Regions from separate parts of the Homo sapiens genome. Here regions 1 and 3 are each linked to region 2. A link is a contact called in ENCODE Hi-C or POLR2A ChIA-PET data. All regions are on one chromosome and are shown on one strand. Each heading gives the region's core, a stretch centred on a gene start or an enhancer-like site at or near the end of the contact. The rest is flanking DNA. Distances are from core to core; before and after follow the strand shown.

What was found. A loop is a pair of places that touch in the nucleus more often than their neighbours do. ChIA-PET counts read pairs that join two places held with the same protein, here RNA polymerase II (POLR2A). Pooled maps may share reads with other maps.
Region 1: a pooled map shows a loop between it and region 2 (2.4-fold over the local background). The contact joins the enhancer-like site here to the promoter of C2orf74-AS1 in region 2. A Hi-C loop is called at or near these places in 9 of 168 maps with a recorded cell type or tissue (B cell, CD4-positive, alpha-beta T cell, CD4-positive, alpha-beta memory T cell and 4 more), 10 of 37 single-sample maps with no recorded cell type and 27 of 50 pooled maps. POLR2A ChIA-PET finds 5 or more read pairs at or near these places in 7 of 52 experiments (CD4-positive, alpha-beta memory T cell, HepG2, PC-9 and 3 more).
Region 3: a loop to region 2 is called in a map of CD8-positive, alpha-beta T cell, with 5 times the contacts of the local background. The contact joins the enhancer-like site here to the promoter of C2orf74-AS1 in region 2. A Hi-C loop is called at or near these places in 5 of 168 maps with a recorded cell type or tissue (CD4-positive, alpha-beta T cell, CD8-positive, alpha-beta T cell and naive thymus-derived CD4-positive, alpha-beta T cell), 7 of 37 single-sample maps with no recorded cell type and 17 of 50 pooled maps. POLR2A ChIA-PET finds 5 or more read pairs at or near these places in 2 of 52 experiments (OCI-LY7 and activated CD4-positive, alpha-beta T cell).

What each region holds. Positions count from the first base shown.
Region 1 is chr2:61,774,628-61,777,327 of GRCh38, forward strand. No RefSeq gene overlaps it. Among named protein-coding and RNA genes, the nearest start is that of FAM161A, 78 kb to the right of the region's middle. Within about 2 kb of position 1,449, at least 3 of the 41 ENCODE cell types and tissues checked have a DNase peak (open chromatin) inside an H3K27ac peak, as active enhancers do; they include B cell, where a contact is called at or near this core.
Region 2 is chr2:61,177,029-61,179,728 of GRCh38, forward strand. It overlaps C2orf74-AS1 (C2orf74 antisense RNA 1), which reads right to left and starts at 1,257. Exons shown (of 2, transcript NR_183879.1): 1 at 1,078-1,257. It also overlaps the pseudogene AHSA2P. RefSeq lists a silencer at 163-712.
Region 3 is chr2:61,693,454-61,696,153 of GRCh38, forward strand. No RefSeq gene overlaps it. Among named protein-coding and RNA genes, the nearest start is that of XPO1, 160 kb to the left of the region's middle. RefSeq lists enhancers at 1,009-1,138, 2,411-2,700 and a silencer at 1,279-1,438. Within about 2 kb of position 1,283, at least 29 of the 41 ENCODE cell types and tissues checked have a DNase peak (open chromatin) inside an H3K27ac peak, as active enhancers do; they include CD8-positive, alpha-beta T cell, where a contact is called at or near this core.

The DNA of each region.
Region 1 (2,700 bases), core at 199-2,698, 600 kb after region 2:
GGGTTTTTCTTTTTTCATCATTCAAAGCTGAGCCAAATCCTAGCTAACACTAAACCTTATATATGTTTCATTATGTACTTTATTTAAAAAAATTTTTTTTAGACAGGGTTTCAGTCTGTCACCCTGGCTGGAGTGCAGTGGCACCATCATGGCTCACTGCAGCCTCGACCTCCCAGGCTCAAGTGATCCTCCTGCCTCAGTCTCCTAAGTAGCTGGGACTACAAGTGCACACCACCATGCCCAGTTAATTTTCTTTTTTTTTTGTAGAGACAGGGTTTCACCATGTTATCCAGCTGGTCTCGAACTCCCGAGCTCAAGCAATCTGCCTGCCTCAGCCTCCCAAAGGGATAGGATTACAGACATGAGCTACTGCACCTAGCCTCACCATGTACTGTTTGCTGTTGTTGTTGTTGTTTGAGACAGAGTTTCACTCTTATCACCCAGGCTGGAGTGCAATGGTGTGATCTTGGCTCACTGCAACCTCTGCCTCCCAAGTTCAAGCAATTCTCCAGCCTCAGCCTCCCGGGTAGTTGGAATTACAGGCGTGTGCCACCATGCCCGGCTAATTTTGTATTTTTAGTAGAGACAGGGTTTCTCCATGTTGGTCAGGCTGGTCTCGAACTCCCAACCTCAGGTGATCCGCCCGCCTTGGCCTCCCAAATTGCTGGGATTACAGGCGTGAGCCACCACACCCGGCCCTCACAATGTGCTTTCTTATAAGTCAAACTCTACCAGGTAACTTATAAATCGTAAATGAATCCCACTCCAAATTTCTGAATTATTCCAGTTTTTATGTGACATTTTTGATGGGATAAATGAGCATTAGTAGTAAATGTGCTATATTGAAAGAGAAACACAAAAAATGGGAGAATGAACATGAATGTATTATTTTTCTAATATATTGAGTGTGGGAGTCTTAAACCTTCCAATTATTAAAAGGGTCAATGATGGATCCAGTAGTTTAAATTATAATGTTAATATTTGGGCCTGGAAATATATTTTTAAATTATTTATATTCAATCAGCTTTAAAATATTGTAAAACTAGAAAACTGTAATTCAAATTATCTTCTTGTAACATCACTGCTTTAGGAAGTTTCTAGTTCCAAGTAAGATGGAGTGAGCAAATCCCAACCTATCTCTCCTACTGAATGTAGCTATTAACCTGGAAAGAATGCATGGCTCCCAAACTTGAGGACTGAAAAGTAAATCGAAACAGAAAGGTTGGAGAAGAAGGCATGAATATGAAGTACCACTGAACATGCAGAGAGCTTACCATTTTTTCCCCTCTGATATCCCTAGTCTGGACTTGTGCAGCCCAAAAGCCTGAAGTCCAAATCAGTGTGGACAGAAAGAGCTCCAGGAGAAGGCTTCTAGATCTGGCTTGAGGGGTGGAAAAAGAGTTTCCTAATATACAGACAAAGTGGGGGAAATCTCATGTGCTTTGTTTTTTGTTTTGTTTTGTTTTTCTTTTCTCCATTCTCTAGCACCCAAACCTCAAGTAATCCTATAAAAGCAGAAGTGAAAATGACATTAATGGTAAGAGGAGCAGGCAGGTGCCTAAAACTTTGAGAAAAGAGAACTTTCCTCTCTGATCAGAGGTGCTGTGTTCCCAAAAATCAGAGTAGGGTAAATGGCAAACCCCCACTGCTTTCTTTTTTCATCTCTGTCCTCCCACTGCCTCGCTCCAGACATAAGCGTAGTTACGGAAAGTGAACAGAAAAGTAGCGTATGTACTTGGCTGGGCACAGCAGCTCATTCCTATAATCCCAGCACTTTGGGAGGCCGAGGTGGGAGGATCACTTGAGCCCATGAGTTCGAGACCAGCCTGGGCAACACAGTGAGACACTGTCTCTACAAAAAATACAAAAATCCGTTGGGTGTGGTGGTGCGTGCCTGTAGTCCCAGCTACTCAGGAGGCTGAGGTGAGAGGATCTCTGGAGCCCGGAGGTCAAGGCTGCAGTGAGCTGAGATTGCACACCTCAGCCTGGGCAACAGAGAGAGACTCTGTCTCAAAAATAAAATGAAAAACAAAACCCAAGTTTTCTGATCAGAGAACTATAAAAGGGAGCCCCAAGGAATTGGGATAAAACTAGGAAATTGAGTAGAGGAAGGAGCAAAAGTTTATGATTTCTGAGGTAACTCCCAAGCTGTACATGTGTGGATCTGATCCTCAACACTGTACCACAGGCTGTGAGAACTGAACTACACAGTTCCTGCCTCAGACCTTGACTGACCACTGGGTCAAGAACATTCAGGACTGATCCAAATAACACTGCAAAGCCTTTAAAAACAGAACTGATATTAAAATTACAACCTAGAGAAGTCTAATTGGAGTTTACAGTCTAATCCCAACCTGACTGATTATGGCTAACACAAAAATGTCAACATTCACTCCAGGATTTAAACAAAACCTCTAGTCTCGTAGCATAATATTCAAAATATCCAGGATACAATCTAAAATTACTCAGCATTTGAGAAACCAGAAAAATCTAAACTGGGAAAAGATAATTGATAGACACTAACACTAAGATGACACAGATGTTGGCATTATCTGACAAAGACATTAAAGTAGGTGTTATAAAAATATTCCAAAACATCCTTGAAATAAATGAAAACATAAAAAAAAGAAAGTCTTGGCAAAGATTTCCCTTTTTTTTTTTTTTTTTTTTTTTTTTTAGGACAGAGTTTTACTCTTGTTG
Region 2 (2,700 bases), core at 7-2,506:
CCCAAAGGCCGGTCTTACAGCGACCTGGGCGTTCGAGGTCGTGTCCTCGAGAGCTATAGGGAGCCTGCCGAGGCCACCTGACGGCGGTGTCGCGTCTACACTGCCGGTTGGACTCTCAGGCACCCGCTACTCAGCGCCCTGCTTCCCGGCGCCGGGAATCACGAGCCCGCCAGCACCGCGGGACTTGCAGCGCCCTCCGCCCTTCGCAGGCGGCCCAGACAGCCCCGTCCCGCCCTAGCGTTAGGAGACGCGCAGCGGAACCCCGGCGGCCCCAGCCCCTCCCCGCCCGCGCGTCCCCGCGTCCCCGCGTCCCCGCGCGACCCGCCTCCCAGATCCCGGCTGGGGCTCCCGGGCGCGCCGCGGCAGGGCGGGGCGGGGCCGGGGGCGGGGCCTTCTGGCAGTTTCTGGGAGCTGCGAACGCGCCGCCCCGGGGCTCGGCGGCCGGAAACGCTGGCTTCGGAGCCTTAGGCGCCGCGGCCTTTCCTTGTTTTCCGCCCAGTCCACGCCGCCATGGCCAAGTGGGGCCAGGGGAACCCCCACTGGATCGTGGAGGAGCGGGAGGACGGGACCAACGTGAACAACTGGCGCTGGCGCGGCTGGCGGCGGCCTCCTTCCGGGATCTGGGGAGGGCCGGGCCGCGGGAGCCGGGGCTGCCCTGGGGTCTGTGCGGGGCCGCGGGGCCAGGGGGTCAGGGGGCCGCCCCCCCTCAGCTGCTGGACGCAGGGCTCGGCCTTCGCCTCTCGGCTCGGGAGAGTCCTTGAGTACGGAGACCGGCTAGGAGGGTTGCAGCTGCCTCTTTTTGAAAGTTGGGTTGGGCCCCAAGAGTGACTTCCGACAGACCTTTCCACTCCCACCGTCTGTGGCCTGAGGGCCTTCCCTTCTCCTCCCGCCCACCCCTCTGGATGTTTCGGGGAGTTAGAAGGGAGCTGGATTGAGAGACTGTGTTAGGGGCGGGGGTATGGAACGTAGTGGAAAGGGCAGAAATTTGGATCTCAGTTCGCGCCCACCCCGCAGGCGCCTCCCGCGAGCCGGGCCCTCTGTGAGTGAGACAAGCTCCCCTTCCTTTACGCGCCTCACCTGGCGCGTGGGGAGAGGTCGGCAGCCCTCCGCCGCAGAACCTCCGGAAGGGATGTCCTCTGCCCTGCGCCTCTGGCCGGGGCTGTGGTCCCTCCAGGCCGTCGAGGGGATGCTGAGGCCGGTCCCCAGAGGAGCATGACTTGGCTGGTCCGGAGGAGCTCTGAGGGCATGGGCAATCTTGGCTCGCTGCAACCTCAGCTTCCAGAGTTCAAGCGAGTCTCCTGCTTCAGCCTCATGAGTAGCTGGGACTACAGATGCGTGCCACTACGTCCGTCTGATGTTTGTATTTTTAGTAGAGACAGGGTTTCACCATGTTGGTCAGGCTGCTCTCGAACTCCAGATCTCGTGATCCGCCCGCCTGGGCCTACTAAAGTGCTGGGATTACAGGCGTGAGCTAGATCTGACTTTCTAGTGTCCTAGCCTTGGCCCGATGGACATGTCATTTCTCTCAGCTCGTTTCTGTCCCCTAAAGTGAGAATATTGCCTGGGAAGATTACATTAGACGATGTATATGCGAAGACACTTGATAGCTGGTATTGTCATGATTCTGATTAGTTCACTACTGCTACTTTCCCTGTGGCCTAGGCTTTGCCTATTTCCAGTGGGCGAGCTAGCTAGATCCTCCTCCCTTAAATAAGCCAGTGTTTTTAAGACAGAATACTACTTGCATAGTGGACAATAATATCTTAAAGAACTGAGCAGGATGAAAAGAATTTGATAGAAAGCAGGTTTGAGGAGCACATTGGAGGTTGGCAGGTTTCGAGGCTGCTTGAGAGGACTTGGGCCGATCTGGGCTGGGCTTGGACGTGACCCTGGCACCCAGGCAGGTGGATCCCAGCTGGGGCTTCCATTCACGACTTTCTGGTCCCTGGCAGGACAGAGCGGGATGCCACCAGCTTGTCCAAAGGGAAGTTCCAGGAGCTCCTGGTGGGCATCGTTGTGGAGAATGACGCTGGCCGCGGCGAGATCAACGAGTTGAAGCAGGTGGAAGGGGAGGCTTCGTGCAGCAGCCGCAAAGGAAAGCTGATTTTCTTCTATGAGTGGAACATCAAACTGGGCTGGAAAGGTAACAGGGGCCTCAGGGTACTAGTGGGGCTGGGGACAAAGTGCGTTCATCATTCAGCGAATGTTTTTACAGCCCCTGCTATGGGCCTGGCACACTGACTGGCTCCTGAATCAGCGTTGGTAGATCCTGACACTCTGGCCACACTTGAGTTCCATGGGCCAAGAAGGATGGGGATTTCCCTTCTCGCAGCACTCGCAGCTGCTTAGAGCTCATTGCTGTCAGCTGGGCCCTCTTCTACCAGGCCCTTGTGAACAGGAGTCTCCCGGCATTGCTGCCTGGAGCACTCTTCCCCCAGGTAGCTGCCTGCCTCCTTCAGGTCTTTGTCCTGAGTAAAGCCATCTCTGTGCATCCTTGGAGACTCCTGCCTTGTGCCATCTTTCTTCCCTACTTTATTTTTCCCCAAGGCACTGAAACTTGCTTTACAAAACTATTTTGCTTACTGTCCTGCTCCCTCTTTCTGTCATTCAGTAGGGTAGGGATTTCTTTTAAAAACGGCTTTTTTGAGACATAATTCACTCATTTAGTGTGTATAATTTATTGGTTTTCGGTATAGTCAC
Region 3 (2,700 bases), core at 33-2,532, 520 kb after region 2:
CCTGAGTTCAATCCTAAACTGATAATTTACTAATCATGTGACCTTGGGCAAATTACCTTAACTTCTGAAAGCCCTGGTAAAAATCCCACTTGATAATAAAATCGAGTCCAGGATAATAAAATAAAAATCAAGTGGGAGTACTTTTCACTCTGTAACCAACTACTGCTGAATTATTCTTTTCCTTTTTTTGGACAGTCTCACCCTGTCACCCAGGCTGGAGTGCAGTGTTGTGATCTCTCCTGGGCTCAAGCGATCCTCCCGTCTCAGCCTCCCAAGTAGCTGGGATTACAGGCGTGCACCACCATGCCCAGCCTGAGATAGCTTCTGTAATTATTCTAGCACAATGCTAAGCACTTGCAGCAGGTGAGTGGTTTGTTTCCTTTACACTCCCTACAAGAAATGTGAATGCAATGCTCTTCAGTTTTGGAGAACACAGGCAAACAACTGTATGTGCTAAATCATCTGACTTCATTTTGATCACAAGGGCTTCCACCAGCCAATGAATACTTGCTGTGAATGCTGCCCAATGTCGGGCCTGAGGAAAACCAGACAGTGGCTTCATGTCATTTTTTAAATCATGTCTGATATATTTCATTGGAGCTTTTCCCCCCCAATACCCAAAGAGATACCCAAAGAGAACTCTGAAAACACCAATACCCCAATTTCCTGCTTTGTGCCTGCATTTCTCTAAATATTTCCATCTGAACTTTGTCTGCGAGTATTAGGTCAGATGTCTACTGTAATTACCAGGCATCCTGGGGACTGTAATTAAAAGGCAGTTTGAAATGACTGACACTTTGATGGTGATTCTAGCCATTTCTATTTTCTGACAACGAATCTTCCTCAAAAATTTTACTGCCCCCTCATGTCCTTGCTCCCTGATTTTTCTTCAGTTAGGCACTCCGTAATTCAGCAGCATTCTTTTCTTTCCACAATTTATCTCCCTACTCCCCTTCTCATCACTTGGGTCCGGCCGGTGAGCAAGGAGGAAGAAACCCAAAGGGATCTTCAGGGTCCGCGCCCCGCAAAAGGTCTCACAGCAGAGACGTACAGGAGAGGTGACCCAACCCCCGGACCTGGATGGGGCCCTTATGGGAAAAACCCCGTGTTTGCTTCAGGCCATTCTATGCGGCATCCACGAGGTCTGTGGGCCAGCGGCACGGCGCGGCCCTGTCCCCCAAAAAGGAGGAGAGGCAGGAGGAAGAGGAAGTGGCCGTACAGGCCGAAGCCTTGTGGAGCCTCAGTGCGGGGCTTGGCCAGGTCCTAGGGGGCGTGGCCTCGGAGGCGAAAGCGCAGGGCGGGGCCGAGGTGTAGGAACCGGGAGGGGCCTCGTGGGGGGAGGAGACTCGTGGGGGCGGGGCCCAAGGGAGGCGGGGTGGGGCGGGGCCGCGGCCAGAGGAAGCCCCTCCCGGTTTCCCTTGACAGGGTCACCTGCCTGCAAGCCACCTGCGCTCCCCTTCCTCTCCCACAGCCTACATGACCAGTGTGGGTCGCCAGCCTGAGCGAGGGTGCTCAGGTGGTTTCTACTCTCATTTTCACTTTCCAGTGCCGCTGCCGACTTGGAGGGGAGAAAGGGGCGGGGCAAACCCTGGTTTCGCCCCCCCGCCCTCAGGCTGGCTGCCACGCGGGGGCGCAGTCAGGGGGTCTGCGCTGTGTGGGTAGGGGGTCTTCAGGGCTGCCCCTCCGCAGTGCCACCCTAAGCCAAGATTCCCACCCCTGAGGCAATCCAGGATGAAATGCACACTGGCTGGGGTCATGTTAAGTAACAGAAGTATTCCCAGGCCCCAGCTATCTAAAAATATTCTTCCAGCTTAACGGGTTAGTTGCCTTTTTTTTTTTTTTTTTTGTATTTTGTTTTTTCCTTTAAGTAGAAAACTGGACCCTGAGAAATACGTACGGCCAGGCTAACCTGTGAGCAGCAGGACATGGCACACCCTGGGAAGCGAAGACAAGGTTCTCCCTCCCTCCCAATTGCTCATATGTGACATGGGTCCTCTCTCAGCGGCTCCCTGCACAGGATTCTTTTTTCAGAGAGGCTATTCCATTTCTCTAGTTTTGTGACACCCTCTTCACTGAATTCCTTCACTTTAGCTTAAGTCTTGATTGTGTCACCTACCCCAATGCTAGTCTAAAGGACTAAAGAGAGTAAGCCTTTCGAGGAAAGAAAGAAAACTATATAATTGCTTTTTATGTATTCGGTTTAACCAGCCAACTTCTGTGCTACACGGTGGGAAAACAAAGACATATATGACACAGAAAAGTAACTATACTCCAGCATTATACATTTAATAACAAAAACATATGGTAGACACAAAGGTAGAATAGGTGAGGGGGTGACTAATTTCATGAGATATGGGGAATGGGAGCCTAAGAAAAAGTTTTGGCCGGGCGCGGTGGCTCGCGTCTGTAATCCCAGCACTTCGGGAGGCCGAGGCGGGCAGATCACTTGAGGTCAGAAGTTCAAGACCAGGCTGGCCAACATGGTGAAACCTCGTCTCTACTAAAAATACAAAAATTAGCCGAGCGTGGTGGCGCGTGCCTGTAGTCCCAGCTACTGGGGAGGCTGAGGCGGGAGAATTGCTTGAACCCAGGAGGCGGAGGTTGCAGTGAGCCAAGATCGAGCCATTGCACTCCAGCCTGGGCAAAAAAGCGAGACTGTCTCAAACAAACAAAAATACAAGCAAGCAAACAAACAGTTTC